Linked DNA regions of Homo sapiens: region 1 is linked to region 2. Evidence: chromatin loops called from intact Hi-C (ENCODE). Cell type or tissue: CD4-positive, alpha-beta T cell. All regions are shown on one strand. Links, peaks and the distances in the headings refer to the core of each region. The heading gives the core; the rest is flanking DNA. Region 1 overlaps LOC124901081 (a long non-coding RNA gene). Region 2 has its middle 21 kb from the start of PSD2-AS1.

Evidence for each region. A loop is a pair of places that touch in the nucleus more often than their neighbours do. Peaks named below come from ENCODE experiments on the same cell type or tissue, not always from the same donor. Only the 100,000 strongest peaks of a DNase experiment are listed, where the experiment ranks them.
Region 1: it touches region 2 in a loop (5-fold over the local background); 2 of 110 quality-filtered maps call a loop at or near these places.

Annotation. Positions count from the first base shown.
Region 1 is chr5:139,285,288-139,293,287 of GRCh38, reverse strand. It overlaps LOC124901081 (a long non-coding RNA gene), which reads left to right. Exons shown (of 4, transcript XR_007058956.1): 1 at 1-14; 2 at 7,978-8,000. It also overlaps a transcript of MATR3 not described here. Among named protein-coding and RNA genes, the nearest start is that of MATR3, 4.5 kb to the left of the region's middle. In CD4-positive, alpha-beta T cell, for the core only: a CTCF peak has its summit at 4,903 (motif pointing left); a DNase peak (open chromatin) is centred at 4,867; H3K4me3 peaks cover 492 bases; H3K27ac peaks cover 50 bases.
Region 2 is chr5:139,761,066-139,772,594 of GRCh38, reverse strand. It overlaps a transcript of PSD2 not described here. Among named protein-coding and RNA genes, the nearest start is that of PSD2-AS1, 21 kb to the right of the region's middle. RefSeq lists enhancers at 8,298-8,961, 8,962-9,624, 9,625-10,288. In CD4-positive, alpha-beta T cell, for the core only: CTCF peaks have their summits at 6,688 (motif pointing right) and 6,892; DNase peaks (open chromatin) are centred at 6,734 and 8,024; H3K4me3 peaks cover 655 bases; H3K27me3 peaks cover 2,188 bases.

The DNA.
Region 1 (8,000 bases), core at 1-8,000, 480 kb after region 2:
TGGTTTTTATTTAGGTATGTTTATTTATTTATCATAAATAAACTGTGTTGCTCAGGTTGGAGTGCGCTGGCGTTATCATGGCTCATTGCAGCCTCGAACTCCTATCCTCAAGGGATCCTCCCACCTCAGCCTCCCCAGTAGCTGGGACTACAGGCTCGCACCACCATGGCCAGCTAACTTTTTTATTTTTATTTTTTCCGTAGAGATGGTGTCTCGTTATTTTGCCTAGGCTGGTCTGGAACTCCTTGGCTCAAGCAGTGCTCCCGCCTCCGCCTCTCAGCATTGGATTAAGGGCGTGAGCCTACACGCCCAGCCAGCTGTTTTTTTTGTTTTGTTTTTTGTTTTGAGACGGAGTCTCACTCTGTCACCCAGGCTGGAGTGCAGTGGCGCGATCTCGGCTCACTGCAAACTCCGCCTCCCGGGTTCACGCCATTCTCCTGCCTCAGCCTCCGGAGTAGCTGGGACTACAGGCGCCCGCCACGACGCCTGGCTAATTTCTTTTTGCATTTTTAATAGAGGCGGGGGTTTCACCGTGTTAGCCAGGATGCTCTCGATCTCCTGACCTTGTGATCCGCCCGCCTCGGCCTCCCAAAGTGGCCAGCTGGTTTTTAAAATCAGGAATTCTGTGCAGGAGGGTCGTTGAGGCGGAGGACCGCGAGCCTTTTCCTTCCTAAAGACCACCGCCGCCTTTTGGTGAATTTGACTGAATGCAATACACTCTTGGGACTGAGGTACTGGTTAGGTACCCGGGTTGGAGGGATTTGAGCTCCGGCCTTCAGAGGCTTAAGTAAATTGTTTGGAGACCTAATCTGGCTGCAACTCTCTCCCCAACCATCCTTGCAGAACTCCGCATCTGGAGAGTTGGGAATTTTCCAGCACAGTTAATGATTATAATATGGAGTGCTTTCTATAAGGTGGGCAATGCAATAAGCAGTTTACACATAACCCTACAATAACCTTGAGAGGCGGCTACTGTGGGATACCATTTGGTAGATCACAAAACTGAGACATTAAAAGGTTATGTGATTTGAGGCACGGTAGATCTCGCCTGTAATCCCACCACTTTTGGAGGCCTTGGCGGGTGGATCACTTGAGTTCAAGAGTTCCAGACCAGCCTGGGCATCGTGGCGAAACACCGTCTCTACTAAAATAATAATAATAACACAAAGTTAGCTGGGCGTGGTGGTGTACGCCTGTGGTCCCAGCTACTCACCTGGTACGGAGGACGGGGCTGAGGATCGTTTGAGCCGGAGGCGGAGGTTGCCGTGAGCCTAGTGCACCACTGCACACTCCAGCCTGGGCTACAGAGTCAGACATTGTCTCAAAAAAAAAAAAAAAAAAAAAAAAAAGGTTATGTAATTCAATAAAGTGAAAAAGCTGGTCAGTGGAGTCTTGATGCCTCAACGAAGCACTACCTGAAATGGCATAGCCATAAAAATGAAGTTACTTGGCCAGGCGCGGTGACTCATGCCTGTAATCCCAGCACTTTGGAAACCCGAGGCAGGTGGATCACTTGAGGTCGGGAGTTCGAGACTAGCCTGACCAACATGGAGAAACCCCGTCTCTACTCGAAATACAAAAATTAACCGGGCATGGTGGTGCATACCAGTAATCCCAGCTACTCGAGAGGCTGAGGCAGGAGAATCGCTTGAACCCGGGAGGCGGAGGTTGCGGTGAAGCCAAGGTCGCGCCATTGCACGCCAGCCTGGGCAACAAAAGCAAAACTCCGTTTCAAAAAAAAATGAAGTTACCATCTCAAGACAGGGTAAATTGTTTTATCTACAAAATAAGTAGTAAGCCACTGATTCACAATATTACTTTATCTCAATCTAATTTAGTCAGTGATACAAGAAATATTTCTTGAGTACCTACTGTGTCAATATATTAGGCCTCAGCCAAAGAGCAGGAAAGGAGACAAAGGCACTGCCCTCATGGAGCTTACACTTTATGCAGACATTAAACCAATAAATATGTATTTGAGACGAGTGAATAATCTGAGGGAATGAGGAGCTTTCCTGAGAAACTGAGGTTTGAGCTAATATCTGACGAGTAGGCAATTAACTAGGTGAAGGGAATAAAGCATCCCCAGGCAGAGGGATCAGAATGTGTGAAAACTCTGAGGTAGACTTTGGGAAACTGCAGAATTTTTGGTGTGTTGTTTATTTTTGGAGACAGGGTCTTGCTCTGTTGCTCAGGCTGGAGTGCAGTGGTGTGACCATGGCTCACTGCAACCTCTGCGTCCCGGGTTTAAGCAATCCTTCCGCCTCAGCCTCCTGTGCATAGACATTAAAAAGGGCTGGAGATGTAGGAAAGGGCCATTTCCCTGGGGTTACAAATTCAAATGCAGAATCTAAGATAAACTGGGTAATACAAGTCCTATTTAATACTATCCAACGCAAGTTCAGTTGGGGACACATGAATTTTAAGGTAAGGAGTGGTATATATGGGTCTTGAGCCCAGGGAAAGATTGTGGGTTAGTGACAAATTTACAAGTTAATGCCGTAAACGAAGTAACAGGAGTTGAAAAATAAACTTAAAGCCAGACACAGTGGTTCACACCTGTAATCCCAGCACTTTGGAAGGCTAAAGTGGGCCGATCGCTTGAGGCCAGAAAGTTCAAGACCATCATAGGCAACATGGTGAAACCATGTCTCTACAAAAAATACAAAAATTACCCAGGCGTGGTGGCATACGCACCTGTAGTCCCAGCTACTCCGGGGCAGGGGTAGACAGGGTCAGGGGTGGCTGATGTGGAAGGATCGACTGAGCCTGGGAGGGGGTGGCACTGCACTCCAGCTAGGCAACAGAGCAGGACCCTGTTAAAAAAAAAAAAAAAAAAAAAAAAAAAAGAGCGGCCAGGCGCAGTGGCTCATGCCTGTAATCACAGAATTTTGGGAGGCAGATCGTTTGAGGTCAGGAGTTCGAGACCAGCCTGGCCAACATAGTGAAACCCCATCTCTACCAAAAATATAAAAAATTAGCTGGGTGTGGTGGCGCTCGCCTGTAATCCCAGCTACTTGGGAGGCTGAGGTTGCAGTGAGCCATGATCACACCACTGCACTCCAGCCTGATCAACAGAGCAAGACTCTGTCTCAAAAAAAAAAAAGAACCTTAAGTGGATGCAGTGAAAAAAGAGGCCTGAGCGCCAATCCTTGAGGAACTTTAATCAAGTATAGCAAAGGAAACTTAGTGGACAGGGGTAGGGGGAGAAAAGCAAATATATGTATATATGAAGGGAAGGCAGAGGAAGGAAAGCACAGAAATTGTGTTGCCTTGAAAACAACAACAAAATACTTCAAGGACAAAGTGATCAACAGGGTCAAATGCTACCAAGAGGTCAAGATGAAGACCAATGACATCTACAAGATTTAGCAACATGGATATCAGGTAACATTGAGAGTTGCTTCCACTGAAGCGTGAAATAGACTGGAAAGGCTGAATATGGGAAGAAGGAAGACAAAAAGTACTCAATGCAGAAAATTTTGGCTATGAAGAGACTAGAGGAGAGAAAGCAGGATTAAGGGTTTTTTGTTTTACTACGTGAGGGACTTCAGCACAACGAATTGGCAGTAAGGATATCTTAACGAAGGAATTGTTGGAAAGACAAGGAGATGGGATAATCCATAATAGAGGTTCCTGAAAGGATAGGGAAGAAAGATAATTTCCTTTACAGTAACAGGAGGTATGGAGCAGACAGTGCTGAAATTTCATTAGATTGGTAGAAGGAAGACATGGACATTATAGTCAGCTAATATCAATTTACTCTGTGAGAAAGTCTTCTGTTGAGAGCTGGAGCTGCAAGAAGGAAATTTATATATTTATGTATTTTTTATCATATTTATAAATTTAGAGACAGGGTATATATTTAGAGATGGGGTCTTGCTCTCTCATCCAGGATGGAGTGCAGTAGCTTGATTGTGGCTCACTGTAGCCTCTAATTCCTGGGCTATAAGCTATCCTCCTTCCTCAGCCTCCCAAGTACTGGGACTTACAGGGGTGTGCCACCACGCCCAGGCAAGGAAAATGTTTAAATAGCCATTGTGAAAGTGGAACTGCAATCTTACATCTGTATGTTATTTTCTGTTTTTCAAAGGTTTGAGCAAAGCTTACAAAATGTGATTCACATCTTTGAGGCCAATCATTTGACAGGCTTGGAAAAGGAATTTGGTAGGATTCATCAAGGGCTGGGGCTTCCCTCATGATGTTGGCCGGGTGTGGTGGCTCACGCCTGTAATCCTAGCACTTTGGGAGGCTGAGACGGGCAAATCACAAGGTCAGGAGTTCAAGACCAACCTGGCCAACATGATGAAACCATGTCTCTACTAAAAATCCAAAAATTAGCTGGGTGTGGCCGGGCGTGGTGGCTCATGCCTGTAATCCCAGCACTTTGGGAGGTTGAGGCGGGTGGATCATGAGGTCAGATCGAGACCATCCTTTCTGACATGGTGAAACCCTGTCTCTACTAAAAATACAAAAAAAATTAGCTGGGCGTGGTGGCAGGCACCTGTAGTCCCAGCTACTCGGGAGGTTGAGGCAGGAGAATGGCGTGAACCCAGGAGGCGGAGCTTGCAGTGAGCTGAGATTGTGCCACTGCACTCCAGCCTGGGCGACAGAGTGAGACTCCGTCTCAAAAAAAAAAAGAGATGATGTTTAAACCCACCATGTAGCTAGCTTTGGAAAGACAAAATTTTTTTGGAGGGAATCTTACTTTTCAGTGACTCTTGAGTCTTCCACTCAAAAGCTGATCTGCTTTCTACTCTGCAAGTCTGATTCCAACTGATCTTGTTCTCAACTATTAGATGAAACAACAGCCTCTGGTCCTTTGGCAGACAGAAACATGACTGCCTATCAAATCTCAGTTCAGATACACACCTACCCATGTTTGCATAAGGTTCTAATGCCATCTGGTGATCGTGCAGAGAAAGTCAAACTTTTTCAACGAAGTAATTATTTATTGAGGAACTTAGTGATGATGTGGGAGATTCAAAAGAAATATAACAGGTGCTTAGGGGCTTATCAGCAAAAAGACACAAAGGAAAAAAAGTTTGGTTTTTGTTTGTTGGTTTGTTTGTTTTTTGAGACAGGGTCTCGTGTTTCCCAGGCTGGAGTGCACTAGTGCCATCTTGGCTCACTGTAGCCTTGATTTCCTGGGCTCAAGTGTTCCTTCACCTCAGCCTCCGAGTACCTGGGACTACAGAAGCGCGCCGCCAAACCCAGCTAATTTTTTTTTGGTATTTTTTGTAGAGACGGGGTTTCATTATGTTGCCTAGGCTGGTGTCGAACTCCTGGGCTTATGTGATCTGGCTGCCTTGGCCTCCCAAAGTACTGGGATTAGAGGTGTGAGCCACCATGCCCGGCCACCAAAATTAATGCAAGATTTCATTCATCAAATGCCTATTTCATGAAGGACATTCTACAATGATGGAAAAGACAAACTTCCAGCCCTTAGGATCTTGGTTTGATGGAGATTGACAAGGAGTTTGACCTCAAAGTGGGCCTGTTTGTGAGCAGGCATGGGTAAAAAGCTGTATTCACATTTGGGTGTGGGAGTGGGTGTGCATCAGGAATGGTAAAGAATGGGGCCTTTCAAAGCAAGAATTGCTGGTGAGACTTTGAAAGGTCTAAGTGACAAGTTTGGTACAGCTTAATGATGAAACTTTTTTTTTTTTAGAGACGGAGTTTTGCTCGTTGCCCAGGCTAGTGTGCAATGGCGCAATCTTGGCTCACGGCAACCTCCGCCCACCGGGTTCAGGCGATTCTCCTGCCTCAGCCTTCTGAGTAGCTGGGATTACAGGTGCGCGCCAACATGTCCAGCTAATTTTTGTACTTTTAGTAGAGATGGGGTTTCGCCACATTGGCCAGGCTGGTCTCGAACTCCTGACCTCAGGTGATCCACCCGCCTTGGCCTCCCAAAGTGGTAGGATTACAGGCGTGAGCCTCCTCTCCCAGCCCTGTAATGAAACTTTCAATGCCAGAATAGAGTATGGATTTGAGATTATAATGAGGACCTTTTCCAATTTTGAGTAGAGGAAAAAGCAAGAAAAGATTGGGGACATATACTTTGACACCACAAAATCCATTAAAATATATTATGTGAATATGAGGAGTCCTGTCATCAATGACATTTTTCTTGAAATTTCTTTTGATGAGAAAATTAAGCTTGACAAAGGTAAAAGTCCTAAAAGACGACAAAATGGAATTATGGAATTCACACCTTTGAGGTCAACCATTTGATATTCAGCAGCCAACTAATATTTGAGAGACTATTTATTACTATTGTATACTAGGCACTTGCCAGTACATAATAGTAAACAAAATAAAACAAAATAAAAGGTCTCTGCTCTCATGGAGCTCAGGAGTCTAGCAGAATAGACCACTATTTACATGCTCTACTAAGCAGTTGATAACACATTTTAATTACCATTATTCCTTTTTTTTTTTTTTGAGACGGAGTCTGGCTCTCTTGCCCGGGCTGGAGTATAGTGGCATGATCTTGGCTCACTGCAACCTCCGCCTCCCAGGTTCAAGCAATTCTCCTGCCTCAGCCTCCCAAGTAACTGGGATTACAGGCCCGTGCCACCAGCTTGGCTAATTTTTGTATTTTTAGTAAAGATGGGATTTCACCAAGTTGGCTAGGCTGGTCTTGTACTCCTGACCTCAAGCGATTTGCCCGCCTCAGCCTCCCAAAGTGCTGGGATTACAGGTGTGAGCCACTGTGCCTGGCCAACGTACCATTATTCCTATTTCACATAAGATATCAAGAAGCTTGTCCACAGAGGAGGTCTACAGAAATAAATAATAAAATTAAAAAGTCCAGGCACAGTGGCTCACACCTGTAATCATAGCACTTTGGGAGGCCGAGGTGGGAGGATTACTTGAGGGCAGTTCGAGACCAGCCTGATCAACACAGTGAGACCCCATTTCTATTTTATAATAAATAAATAGCTTTTAAAAAGAAGATTGCCTATGATCTTGCAGCTAGAGACAAATGCAGAGCCTTTGAATGTTATGCTGTCTGCAGCAGAGTTGACACCTCAGAAATCTACTGGGACAGTTTTAATGCCCTGGAACCAGGTCATTTTTTAAGGCTACTTAAAAACAGAAAACTTAACCAGTAGCTGCTCTTCTAGCAGTGGCAAGAGGATGGGGTCAGGTCTTACAAAGGAGTTTTTGAAAAGGTTATATATGAATTTCAAAACTCTGTCTTTTGAGAGTTTAATTATAATGTGTCCTGGTCAAGATATCTTTAATATATTTGGGGTTCTTGGATCTGGATATTCATTTGTCTCTCTAGATTGGGGAAGTTTCCTTTAAGTAAACTTTCTGCCCTTTATTCTGCTCTTTCTGAAATACCCAAAGTGCGTATATGGGTTCACCTGATGGTGTCCCATAGGCTTCACTTTTTCATTTTTTTTTCCTCTGACTAATTTCAAGTGATCTGTCTCAAGTTCATTGATTCTTTTTTTGAGTCTGTTGTTGAAACGTCTGTGGAATTTTCCAATTTAGTCATTGTGTTCTCTAGCTCCAGAATTTGGTTCTTTTTAATGATTTCTGTTTGTTGAACTTCATATTGTTCATGTCTTGTTTTCCTGATCTCATTTAATTCTTTTTTTTGAGACGGAGTTTCACTCTTATTGACCAGGCTGGAGTGCAATGGTGCAATCTTGGCTCATTGCAACCTCCACCTCCCAGGTTCAAATAATTCTCCTGCCTCAGCCTCCCAAGTAACTGGGAGTAGAGGCCTGTGCCACCAGTAGAGCGAGATTCTGTCTCAAATAAAAATTTTAAAAATGTCTTGAAATTCTTATTCTGGCCCACAGTTTCTTCAAGACACAACAGGGCAAGCATTGAGGAATTTTAATAAAAAGTGATAAATCATATCATGGGGCAAGACTAGGGATTAGAATGTGGCATTCATTAAGGCTTTCCAGAGGAATATTTTTTAAAAATCTAAAAGACTATGTTTTGTTCTGTTAGGACAAACAGAACCCACTGCACAC
Region 2 (11,529 bases), core at 2,092-10,091:
GCTGGGCATGAGTGTGGCATGCTAGAGGAACAGCAGAGAGAAAAGGAGGGGACGAGGAGGAGAGATGAAAGAAGGAGGCCCTGGGACAGGGAGAAGGAGAGGGGACAGAAGGTGTTCCTGGTCGCAGAGCAGGGAGGCCTCACTGGATCACCAACCTCCTCTTCACAGCAGGGGAGGAGGGGCTCCATGAACCGAGACCTCTAAGTGCCCAGCTCTGCACCAAATGCTTTTTACAGATCGGCTCGGAGAATGCTCTCAACAGTCCTTGGGGCAGGTATAGTCATTAGCCACAATATAAAGAAGGAAACAGGCTCAGAGAACTTGGCTGAGCTGCTGGGTCTGGGACTAGAGTCAAAGTCATAGAGCGGGAGGAGGGATCTAATGCCCCCTGTGCTGCCTTCAAGGACCCAGTCTGGGGACGCTTTTTCCTCCCACCCAGCTGCCCTTCCACTCCCACTCCCACTCCCTCTGCCTCTAGGGAGAGGGCCTCGCACAGGAGGCCTGGCTGCTAACTGATCCCTGCCAAGGGCTTTCCGTTCCTCCTCTCATTGTCCCCTAAGAGCAAGCCAAGGAGAGAACCCACTACCTCTCCCTCACCTGGCTGGGGAAGGGTGCTGGGAGCGAGGAGACAGAAGCCCATCTCCAGTCCCGCAACACCGTTTCTGAGGCCCCTCTGCAGGCCCTGCCCTTGGAAGGGGTTGGACCGTGGTCCTTGGATGGCAGCCCAGTGGTCAGTGAAGATGCCCCCCAAGGCCAGGGGCAACAGCATCTTGAAGTCTGAGAGAACTTACTTCCCCATATGCGCTACACTGCCCCAGACCCTAAATAGCCTGTGGCACACCAGGGAGAGAGCCAGACTCCAGGGACAGCCAGACCTTGCACCAGCTGGGAAGAATGTTATAGAAAGGAAAGCAGGCTGCGGGGCGCGGTGGCTCAAGACTGTAATCCCAGCACTTTGGGAGGCCGAGGTGGGCGGATCACGAGGTCAGGAAATCGAGACCATCCTAGTTAACACGGTGAAACCCCATCTCTACTAAAAATACAAAAAATTAGCCGGGCGTGGTGGCGGGCGCCTGTAGTCCCAGCTACTCGGGAGGCTGAGGCAGGAGAATGGCGTGAACCCAGGAGGCGGAGCTTGCAGTGAGCCGAGATTGTGCCACTGCACTCCAGCCTGGGCGACAGAGTGAGACTCCATCTCAAAAAAAAAGAAAAGAAAAGAAAAGAAAGCAGGCCTGCTTCCTGCCTGCACTCCTGCGCTCAGGCTATTCAGGGCCTTACCCACCACGGCGGCTCCACCACAGAGGGAGTGCCCAGGGGTGGGGCAGCCCCGGGTCCCCAGGCCCGCAATTCCTCACCCTAAAATAGAGACTCCGCCACCCGGGCCAGTCACAACATGGGACCCAGCACAAAATGAAAATGTGGAGCTTCTTGTTCAAAAAGCAGGAGGGAAATGCCTAATAATAAAGGCGCTAAAATATAAAAGTATCTATGTATCTGTACCTAGAGATATATAAAGCTTCGCTTCTTTTCTGTTGGTCTGCCTCTAGATTTGTCATGAGTTTGTATTTGTTAAATATCATTTTAAGTAAAGAAAAATGAAAAATCTAAATGACTAGCATGAATTTTACTATTCATCTTTCTATTGTGCAATGTCAGTTTTAAATGCAAATATAAGGGTGTTTAACTCATATGCAGAATCATCAAAATCGTATAATTTGTATTCAGTACCTTGTGCACACATGTGTATTTCATCTTACCTGAAATGGTGGGAAAGGGCACAAAACTTACTCAACTGTTTTCATTTCTTTTCTTGACTTATGCACATTCTCTCAACATGCTCTGCTTTTAGCTTATGATGTGTGAGGAGGGGCTGAAAGGAAAGGAACTACAGGTTGCCTGATCTGTCCCTGTCCTAGCTCATCATGATTAGTGTCAGCGGTTGGCTTATCCAGCGAAATAACATGAGGAAGAAGGCTATAGCAGGGTTCCTGGGCCATTCATGTTTTTTTGTTTGTTTGTTTGTTTTTTTGACACGGAGTCTCGCTCTGTTGCCCAGGCTGGAGTGTAGTGCCGCGATCTCAGCTCTCTGCAACCTCCGACTCCCCAGTTCAAGCAATTCTCCTAATTCTCCTGCCTCAGCCTCCTGAGCAGCTGGGATTATAGTCCGCCTGCCACCACGACCAGCTAATTTTTGTATTTTAGTAGAGATGGGGTTTCACCATGTTGGCCAGGCTGGTCTCGAGCTCCTGACCTCAGGAGATCCACCTGCCTCAGCTCCCCAAAGTGCTGGGATTACAGGCGTGAGTCACCAAGACAGGCCCTGTTCATGTTTCTTAGCACACAATTGCCTTCTTCTTGCATCTGGCAAGTTCTGGTTGAAATGGATGGTGAGGTCCCTCAGGGCTGTCAGCGTTCCTCTTACTCAGTTGTAGACATAACAAGCTTACCTTACACTCACTTTGAGTCTTGCTGAGCCCCCACATGTGGTGGGGTCATCAGAATCCTGTGCTCACGGGCATCACCAGCACTGCATGCACACAGGAGCCCCAGCCGGCCCGCATGACACCCAGGTTCTACCTCTCTGTGTACCGCATGCTCCACTGTCCCACTGGACCCCACTTACAAAACACAAGTTCAAAGATGAAATTATGAGACATTTCAAGACAGCTACAGCAGAGCATTAAGGTAAGCAGGCCCTGGTGAGCATGGGGCCCTGTGTGACCCCACGTCAATGAAGCTGCCCCACCTCCACCCTCACCGCAAGCCAGATGGAAACTTCCAAGGAGGACTGTGGCTGGCCCAACTCAGGGCACTGCCCCCCACTGCCACCATCAGTGTCTTGAGTCCGAAGTGCAATGACTGACCCAGCCTGGGTCACAAGGCCACCCATGGCCAGGTAGGAGGTGAAGGTGGGGCATCTATGACTCACTTCACCTTTAGGGAACAAAGGTGTGTCCCTGAAGGGCTGGGCAAGTGCTGGACAGATGAGAACTCAAGCCACCACAGTCCCCTGCCCATAGGTGAGGTTCAGTACAGGAGGGCAGTTCAGGCAGGGGAGAAGTCTTTATAATGAAGGAAGGTGGGAAGCCTGAGGAGCCACAAGTGCTACAGCCTGGCTGCCCCCCACAGAGGAGCTGGGAGAGATGAGGGCATAGAGGTAGCAGGTCACATGGAGGCCCTGAGTGCCCTCCATTGGGACTTATCGCACTCTGACCATGCCACCCCTGTCTAGAAGCTTCTCTGGATTTTTGCTGTCAGGAAAATACCCACAGCCCTATCCCTGAGGCCTGAGGCCCGTCCTCCTCTCCCCCAACCCCCGCCGCCACCTGCTCTGCTGCAGCCGTAGCCCTGCTTGCCCTGGGTCTTAGGCTCTGTGCCTGTTCTTCCCTTTGCCTGGAGCCCTCTTCCCACCATGCTCCTTCTTCAGACTATGCACACTCCCTCTGGGTCCTGGCATGAATATCACCTCCTTCAGGAAGTCTTCCCCAACCCACCAGGCTGGGTCACAGGCCCTGTGCTTCTCCAACATCACTGCCTGGTGACTCATCTTCCCCTACCCTCCACCAATGACAGAATTCCATGAGGGCAGGGACTGGCTCCTGTTCAGGGCAATAGCCCCAGACCCCAACACGTAGTAGGTGCTCAATAATGTTGTTGACTGAACGCATGAGTTCACAGGCTGTGGGAGTCTGGACTCTGCATGAGCTACTGTCTTGTCTTACAGATCAGACAGTTAGTCCAGGGTGGAGGGACTGAGAGGCATGATGCACCCACCATGTTGCAGGCCCGATTGGCTCTTTACATTCCTGACCTCACTTTTTTACTCCCATCCAGCCCAGGAGGGAGGGAGGTGTTGTTTTTTTTTTTTTTTTAGATGGAGTTTTGCTCTTGTTGCCCAGGCTGGAGTGCAATGGCTTGATCTCGGCTCACAGCAACCTCTGCCTCCCAGGTTCAAGCAATTCTCCTGCCTCAGCCTCCCAAATAGCTGGGATTACAGGCATGCGCCACCAAGCCCAGCTAATTTTGTATTTTTAGTAGAGACGGGGGTTTCTCCATGTTGGTCAGGCTAGTCTCGAACTCCCTTCCTCAGGCGATCCACCCACCTCGGCCTCCCAAAGTGCTGGGATTACAGACTTGAGCCACCATGCCTGGCCAAGGAAGGTGTTTTTATACCTGTTACACAAATGAGGAAACAGAGGGCAGTGAGTGGGTCACATTCTCTTTTTATGCCCTCCTCTCCCCCACTACACACATCTAAACCGCAGCCAGGGTGACCAGCCCACTGGCCTCTCAGCCTGGAGTCCAGAGGTCCTCTTTTCTTGGCCTGTCTGGGAGAGAACTCTCTCCCAGCTGGGGCCTGTCCTATCCTTTCTCCCTCCTCTTCCTCCCCCTCCCCACTTCCTTCCTTCCTGCTGTAGGATATTCCCTTTGCAGGAAAGGTTCCAGGTTCCGGGGCAAGGCCCCCAGGTTCAGCTGCCCAGGCTGGGACACGTGCTACCTCCATCAACCAGCCCCTTTGCCCTCCCTGGCGGGGGGCCAGATATCTGAGCCAGGCCCAGGGGACAGGGGAGCACTGCACAGGGGACAGCTCAAGGTCTTCTTGTCCCTCTCTCTGCCTCCAGCCCTAGCTGAGGCAGAGGACTCTGGAACTCATCCTGGTGCCCTGGGGTCAGGCACTAGACCTGGTAGGGGCTTTGTCACTCTGCCTGTGAGCTGGTCATCACTGAGAGCCTCTGAGCAAGAGCCTTACCTCTGTCAAGCTGGTATATAACCTCTTGGATTGCATGTGCTGAATCACTTTGCACAGCACCTGGCACAAAGTGAGTGCTCAGTTAACATTATTAACAGCTCCAATCATTGTTATTATTCTCTCCAATATCATCCTCATCTGACTGAATCTTTACAGCTCTCCTGGGAAGTAGGTAGAGTTTTGATCCTCATTTTATAAATAAGAAAACTGATGCTTACAAAGACAGGAGGGGCCAGATGCCGTGTCTCACATCTGTAATCCCAGCACTCTGGGAGGCCGAGGTGGGCAGATCACTTGAGATCAGGAGTTCGAGACCAGCCTGGCCAACATGGGGAAACCCCGTCTCTACTAAAAATACAAAAATTAGCTGGGCATGGTGGTGCATGCCTGTAATCCCAGCTACTTGGGAGACTGAGGCATAAGAATCCCTTGAATCCGGGAGGTGGAGGTTGCAGTGATCTGAGATCGTGACATTGCACTCCAGCCTGGGCAATAGAGTGGGATTCTGTCTTTAAAAAATAAAAATAAAAGGAAGAAAGAAAGAAAGATGGTGGCTGGGTGCGGTGGCTCACGCCTGTAATCCCAGCACTTTGGGAGGCCGAGGCAGGCGGATCACGAGGTCAGGAGATCGAGACCATCCTGGCTAACACGGTGAAATCTGTCTCTACTAAAAATACAAAAAAAATTAGCTGGGCAAGGTGGCGGGTGCCTGTAGTCCCAGCTACTCGGGAGGCTGAGGCAGTAGAATGGTGTGAACCTGGGAGGCAGAGCTTGCAGTGAGCCGAGATTGTGCCACTGCACTCCAGCCTGGGTGACAGAGCGAGACTCTGAGAAAGAAAGAAAGAAGGAAAGAAAGAAAGAAAGAAAGAAAGAAAGAAAGAAAGAAAGAAAGAAAGAAAGAAAGAAAGAAAGAAGGGAAGGAAGGAAGGAAGGAAGGGAGGGAAAGAGGGAAAGAAGGAAAGAAAGAAAGAAAGAAAGAAAGAAAGAAAGAAAGAAAGAAAGAAAGAAAGAAAGAAGGAAGGGACTTGCCCAGACTCAAACCCAGGCCAGTCAGTGCTCTTTATCACCTTACTATCCTGATGCCTACCCCTCTATTCGCCCTAGAGCAATTCTTAACCTGCTGGGTGTCTCAGTTTCCCCAGCCAGGCAATGGCGAGGATGGAGGAGGCATCTCTAAGGACCTTTAAGTCTAAGGGAACTTATTAATCCATCGAGGTGGGGCTGCTGGAATGGGCACAAAATCACAGATCTAACCATGGAGGGTCCTACAGGCCAAGGTCACCTAAACTCAGGACAGACTGCAAGAGTCTAACCTGGGTCCCTTCTGCTCTAGCTCCATCCATTTCCCCCATACACAGAGGAGAGAAAACCCCATATTGTGGGACAGGGAGAGGGTGCCCCCCACCATTCCAGGACTGCTGAAGACTGAGAAACAGGCCCAGGCAGGTGAAAAGAAGGCTAGGCGCTGGTAGACGGGCAGAGGCAGAAACAGAGTCATCGAAGGGTAGGTCCATCAACAAGTATCCCATGAAAGGCTTAGGGCCAGATAGAACTGCCAGGCCTGGAAGGGAGGCCTCACCCTACTGCCACCAATCCTGTATCGCCCCCTTCTACAAACAGCACATCGAATCACAGCTCAGATTGTAGACTTCCTGAGTTCAGATCCATCTGTTAGTCCTTCATCTGTGGACTCAGCGATCCACCCCCACCACCATTCTGCTCCGCGGTCCCTCTCCCCAGGCCCTGGTTCCACACCTCCCTACCCAATGTTCTCCCTTCATCCAGACCCCAGGCTCTCTACCCAGCCACCACAGAGGGGCCTGGCTTGCCGTCACCCCATCGCCGCCAGCTTGAGGACAGGCCCAAAAAAGGAGGACAGGGAAAGAGAGAGGGAACGAACGCACCACCCCGGGCCAGAGCGGCGTCCTCTCATCGGCCTAGGAAGCTGTACTGCTCAGCAGCCACCAGAGGGCGCGCGCCCCTTCTCAGAGCCAAAGCCACGACGGCGGCGGTGGCGGCGGACCCGGAGGGGTTTGCAGAAGATGCGGGGCAGGGGTGCGGTCACTCCGGGAGGAACCCCCCCGGAACGCAGCCGCACCCTGGGCTCGGATTCAGCCCTTGTAAGAAGACGGCCTTGGATGCTGCCCCTCGACCCTCTCCCCAGCCGCGCCCCGCGCTTCGGTCTCCTGCTGACTACTCGCTCTCTCCCCCTCCTGGCCGCTGCGAGCACTGCGGCCCGGCGGAGCTTGGGCTTGGAGGGTGGGAGGTGGGCAAGGGGGCGAATGGGGATTTATCTGGAAATAATGTGGCAAGGGGCTGCATGGTGGGAATATACTGGGCAGAACGAGATTGTAGTGGTTAGCACTAGGTGAACAGAAGTACGAAGAGGTGGGGAACTACAGTGGATGTGCAGGGTACTGGGCCGATTAATAGGAGGGCACTGGGGGCCACCGGGCAGGTACTGGGGGCAGTGGGTGGTCCCTGGGGGCTATTTAAGTGGTACCAAGCCTAAACTGGAAAGAGGGCGCTGGGTGGTTTCCTGGTGGTAACGGGGGCCCTGAGTGCATGTTGGAAGTACCACTGCGTAGGCACTGGGGGTACTGAATAACAACTGGAGACATTGTGTGCTGGGAAGAACTGGAAGGCAGTGTGAAGATAGCGAGCAGAAGGGGCACTGAGTGGGAACCAGGGGTGGGAGGGTCACGGAACCCGCAGTGGGAAGTACTGAGTGGGTCTGGGGATATGGCACAACTGAGAGGGTGAGGGGGCGTTGGAAGGGTTCGTGGCAGGTACTGGGCATTATCTATGAGAAGTGGGGACATGGGTGGACATCGGGTGGGTCATGGAAGTCACTGGGGTCACACTGAAGCCCTGGAACAGTATGGCACTTCCCTGGCTGTGCCTCAGTGCCCCTCACAACAGCGCCACTTTCACAGCCAGGACTTAGATCAGAAATGTCCCTTCGCCAGTGAGGGTATCCTGCCCTGACCAGAACCTATTCCTGCTTTCCTGGCGGGTGTGGAGGGTGCTGCTCATAGACAGAGGACAGGCTCTATTATCTACCTCCCCCAGATGAGGTGGGAAGTAAAGGCAGGTCAGCCCCTTATCCCTAGAAAATAAGGAGCCCCCTGCTCAGCCCCTCCCATCAGGTTTCGGCCTCCTGGCCCAGCTTGCTGGCTGCTGGGCCGGGAGGGGCTGCCAGGCTCGGCCTCCTGCCCACTGCGGGGCGCCGGGGGAGGGCGGCGCGCGGCTCGAGATGCCGCGTTGCCATGGAGACGCTGCCGCATCCTGACTGCTCCTGGCAACGGGGTCCCGCAGCCAGGCAGGCGCTCGGCGGGGACCCCAGGGAGCGGGCGCGCCAGGCTGCCCACGGCGCCGCCAGACCCCCGGGACACGGATATGGCTCCCCCACCCACAGGCGCCCCTCACTCACACTCCCAGGGGCACACGGATGTACGTACGCGCCCCAGCTGCAGCAGCCCAGGCGGAACTGCAGCCCAAGCCCTCCCTGCAGCCCCCACTCATTAATTCAGCAAACATTTGCTTACGGTCTCAGTGCCAGGCGCGAGCTGGCCACTGCGGTTGTGGCGGCGACAAGTCACACGGGGACGCTGCACTGCCCCCCTCCCTCCCCATCTCGCAGCCCGCAGGGGAGGCAGACACAGAAACAGTGTGATCAATACTGTGACCCCAACAACAGCCACCCGCTGACTGTGTGCTCAGCCCTCCTCATGCAGGATCTTGCCTAAACTGTAAAACCCTTGGGAAGCACTGTGAGAACTCCTTTTCACAGATGGGGAAACTGAGGCACAGGAGAGCTCATCTATTCACCAGAGGCCATGTAGTCAGGGTGAGGCAGAGCTGGACTTCCCAATTGGATCTTGGTGACTTCCCCAGACTACCTTTGCTGGAGAATTTCCGAAGCACAGATGAGGGAGGACCCAACTCAGCTGGGGAGGCAGCAGAGAGAATTTCAGACTCAAGCTCGGGTCTTGGGAGAAAACGCAAGTCGACCAGGCATAGCAAGAGGCAGGAACACTAGGCTGAAAGAACAGCTGGTGCAAAGACCTGGAGAATGTAGACTGGCAGGCTGGGTGTGAGAGCAAAGGCAGAAGATGTGGTTAGGAAGCTGCTTGGAGGCCAATCCTGGAGGCTCGCTGTGCCAGGCCGAGGGGACTGGCCTCCATTCCGAGAGGAGCAGGGAAGGTGTGAGCAAGGGAGGGCATGCCTGACTATTGCTCTGGCAACCCTGGGGGTGAGGGGCTGGCCCAGGGCAGGTGAAGCTGGAGCTAGGAGACTAGAGCACAGGCCATGGTCATCATCCCAGCAAGGGACAAGTGGGCCCACTCGGCTTGAGTCCAGAGTGGAAGTAGGACACGGCCTTCTTGCCTTCCCCGGCAAAGATCCTTCTGCCTGATTGGGAACCCAGGGAATGACCCCAGAGCTAGATGCCTGACAAGGTGGGCACCCCAGGGGGAGCCAGGGCTTAAAGACAGTGAGCGCAGTGAATGAAAACATGCTTCAGAGTGACGTGAAGAACAACTGGGCTAGACTCCTGGAAGGACTTCCCAGGAGGAATGGGTGTGAGGTTCAGAGAGAGGCCAGGAGATCCTTGAGAAGAAAAGGAAGAGTCCCACACACCTCACACATCTGGAGGGAATAGACAAGATGTTTCTTCCAGACCCCTCCTGCCAGGGTTATTCCTCCCTGGGCCCGCCCAGCAGAGCCTGTTCAGGCACCCCACTGAGGAGGCACAGCATCCGGCCCCTAACCTCCCCCTCACCCAACAAGGTTAGCCTAATTTTTTTCCTTCCGTGGATTCAGGTCATTGCTCCCTGTCCTCTCTCTGAGGCGCTGCAGAATGTGACTAATTCCCTCCCTTCATTTATGGGTCCTGTTACCTGGAAGGTATTTATAGCGCAACAGCCTCCCTCTCTCCCCAGCGACTCCGCTGCTCTCCCCCCAGGCCATCTCTCCCCACTCTGCCAACCTTTGCCTCCCCTCTCTGCTGCCACAGCCCCACCACCTCCCCAGCCAGGCCTCCTGTCCTGCCATCCCCCTGGCAGGAAAGGGGGCTGGCTCTGCCGGGAGGGGTCTGCCGGGAGGGGTCTGTAGCCTTTCTGAGTGGAGTACTGTCTGCAGGGTAGATGACCCTCCTCTCTTGGACACGCTAAAAAAGGCCATCTAGGGCCAAGCTAGAAGAGGGTGACAATTGGTTGACCCCTCTGTGACCTCAACAAGCAACCTGGTACTTCAACTAACAATAGGCAACAATTATTGAGCGCTCAGCATGGGCAATACAGGGGATACCTGGGTCTATACATAACATTTCTTTACTTAGATAGGCATTGTGGTGCACACCTGTAGTCCTAGCTAGTCAAGAGGCTGAGGTGGGAGGATCGTTTGAGCCCCAGTTTGAGGCTGCAGTGAGCTATGATTGCGCCACTGCACTCCAGCCTGGGCAACAGAGCAAGACCCTGTCTTAAGAAAAAACGAATGAAGGACTGGGCGTGGTGGTTCATGCCTGTAATCCCAACACTTCGGGAGGCCAAGGCAGGTGGATCACCTGAGGTTAGGAGTTCAAGACCAGCCTGACCAACATGGTGAAACCCTGTCTTTACTAAAAATACAAAAATTAGCCAGGCATGGTGGTGCACACCTATAGTCCTAGCTACTTGGGAGGTTGAGGCAGGAGACTTGCTTGAACCCAGGAGGCGGAGGTTACAGTGAGCCGAGATTACGCCACTGCACTCCAGCCTGGCAACAGAGCAAGACTCCGTCTCAAAAAAAAGATAAATAAATAAAAATAAAAATTATTGAATGCTTACTATCTGTCAGGCATTATTATTATCCTTGATTTACAGCTATGGAAACGGAGGCTCAGAAAGGCTAAATGACCCTCCTCAGGTCCTCATGGTTGGGATGAGGTACTCCTGGACAGCTGCCTTCCAGAGCCCTGCCTGGTATTGGGAACTCACCTTAAAAGGCAGGCAGGGTGAGGGCTGCAGACAGCCAGGGGTTCCTGACCAAAACATATATCACAAAGTCAACAGTGTCCCCACTGGTCCTAAGCCATGGATGATCTCCCTGAGCAGTCAGGAAACAGCACCAGATGGAGGCCGGTGGGCTATTTAACACTGCCTGTCGCACACACATCTCCTCCTCCAAGCAAGGGTCATGGAAAGCAGAGGTTAGGGGGTGCTGATCTAAGCCAAGGAATAAGGGAAACAGGAAATAAGGGAAACTGGTGTCCACGGAGGAGGAGTGAAGGGGAACTACAGCAGAAAGGACGGAAAGAAGACCCTGTGAGGGACTTACAGGCTTATAGGGCTGAGGCAGGGACTGGCTGCTCTTTCACATCCCCACTTCACAACTGTGCGAAGCCCCTTTTACAGCCAGAAGCATGGAGACCCTGACAGGTGAACAGACTGACTCAGCTTTGCCCAGATCCTCTGGCCAGAAATTCTACAACACTGATGAAATGATTTCTGGGAGACAGGAAAGAATGGAGGAGAAGGCTGAGTTCAAATCCCAACCTTGTGCTCACAAGCATAGTGACATTGAGCAAGTGACTTCGCCTCTCTGTGACTTGATTTTCCCATCTGTAAAATGGGCTGACATCACATCTTACTCACAAGTGGTCATGAGGACTCAGTGAAGTGGATCAGGCAAAAAACTGAGCACCAGGCCTGGCACGCAGCAGGGACTCCGAGATGTTGATGGGCAATGCTGTGGTTTGTATTTGCCCCTGAGTCTTTCTTCTCTCACACATCTTCCCT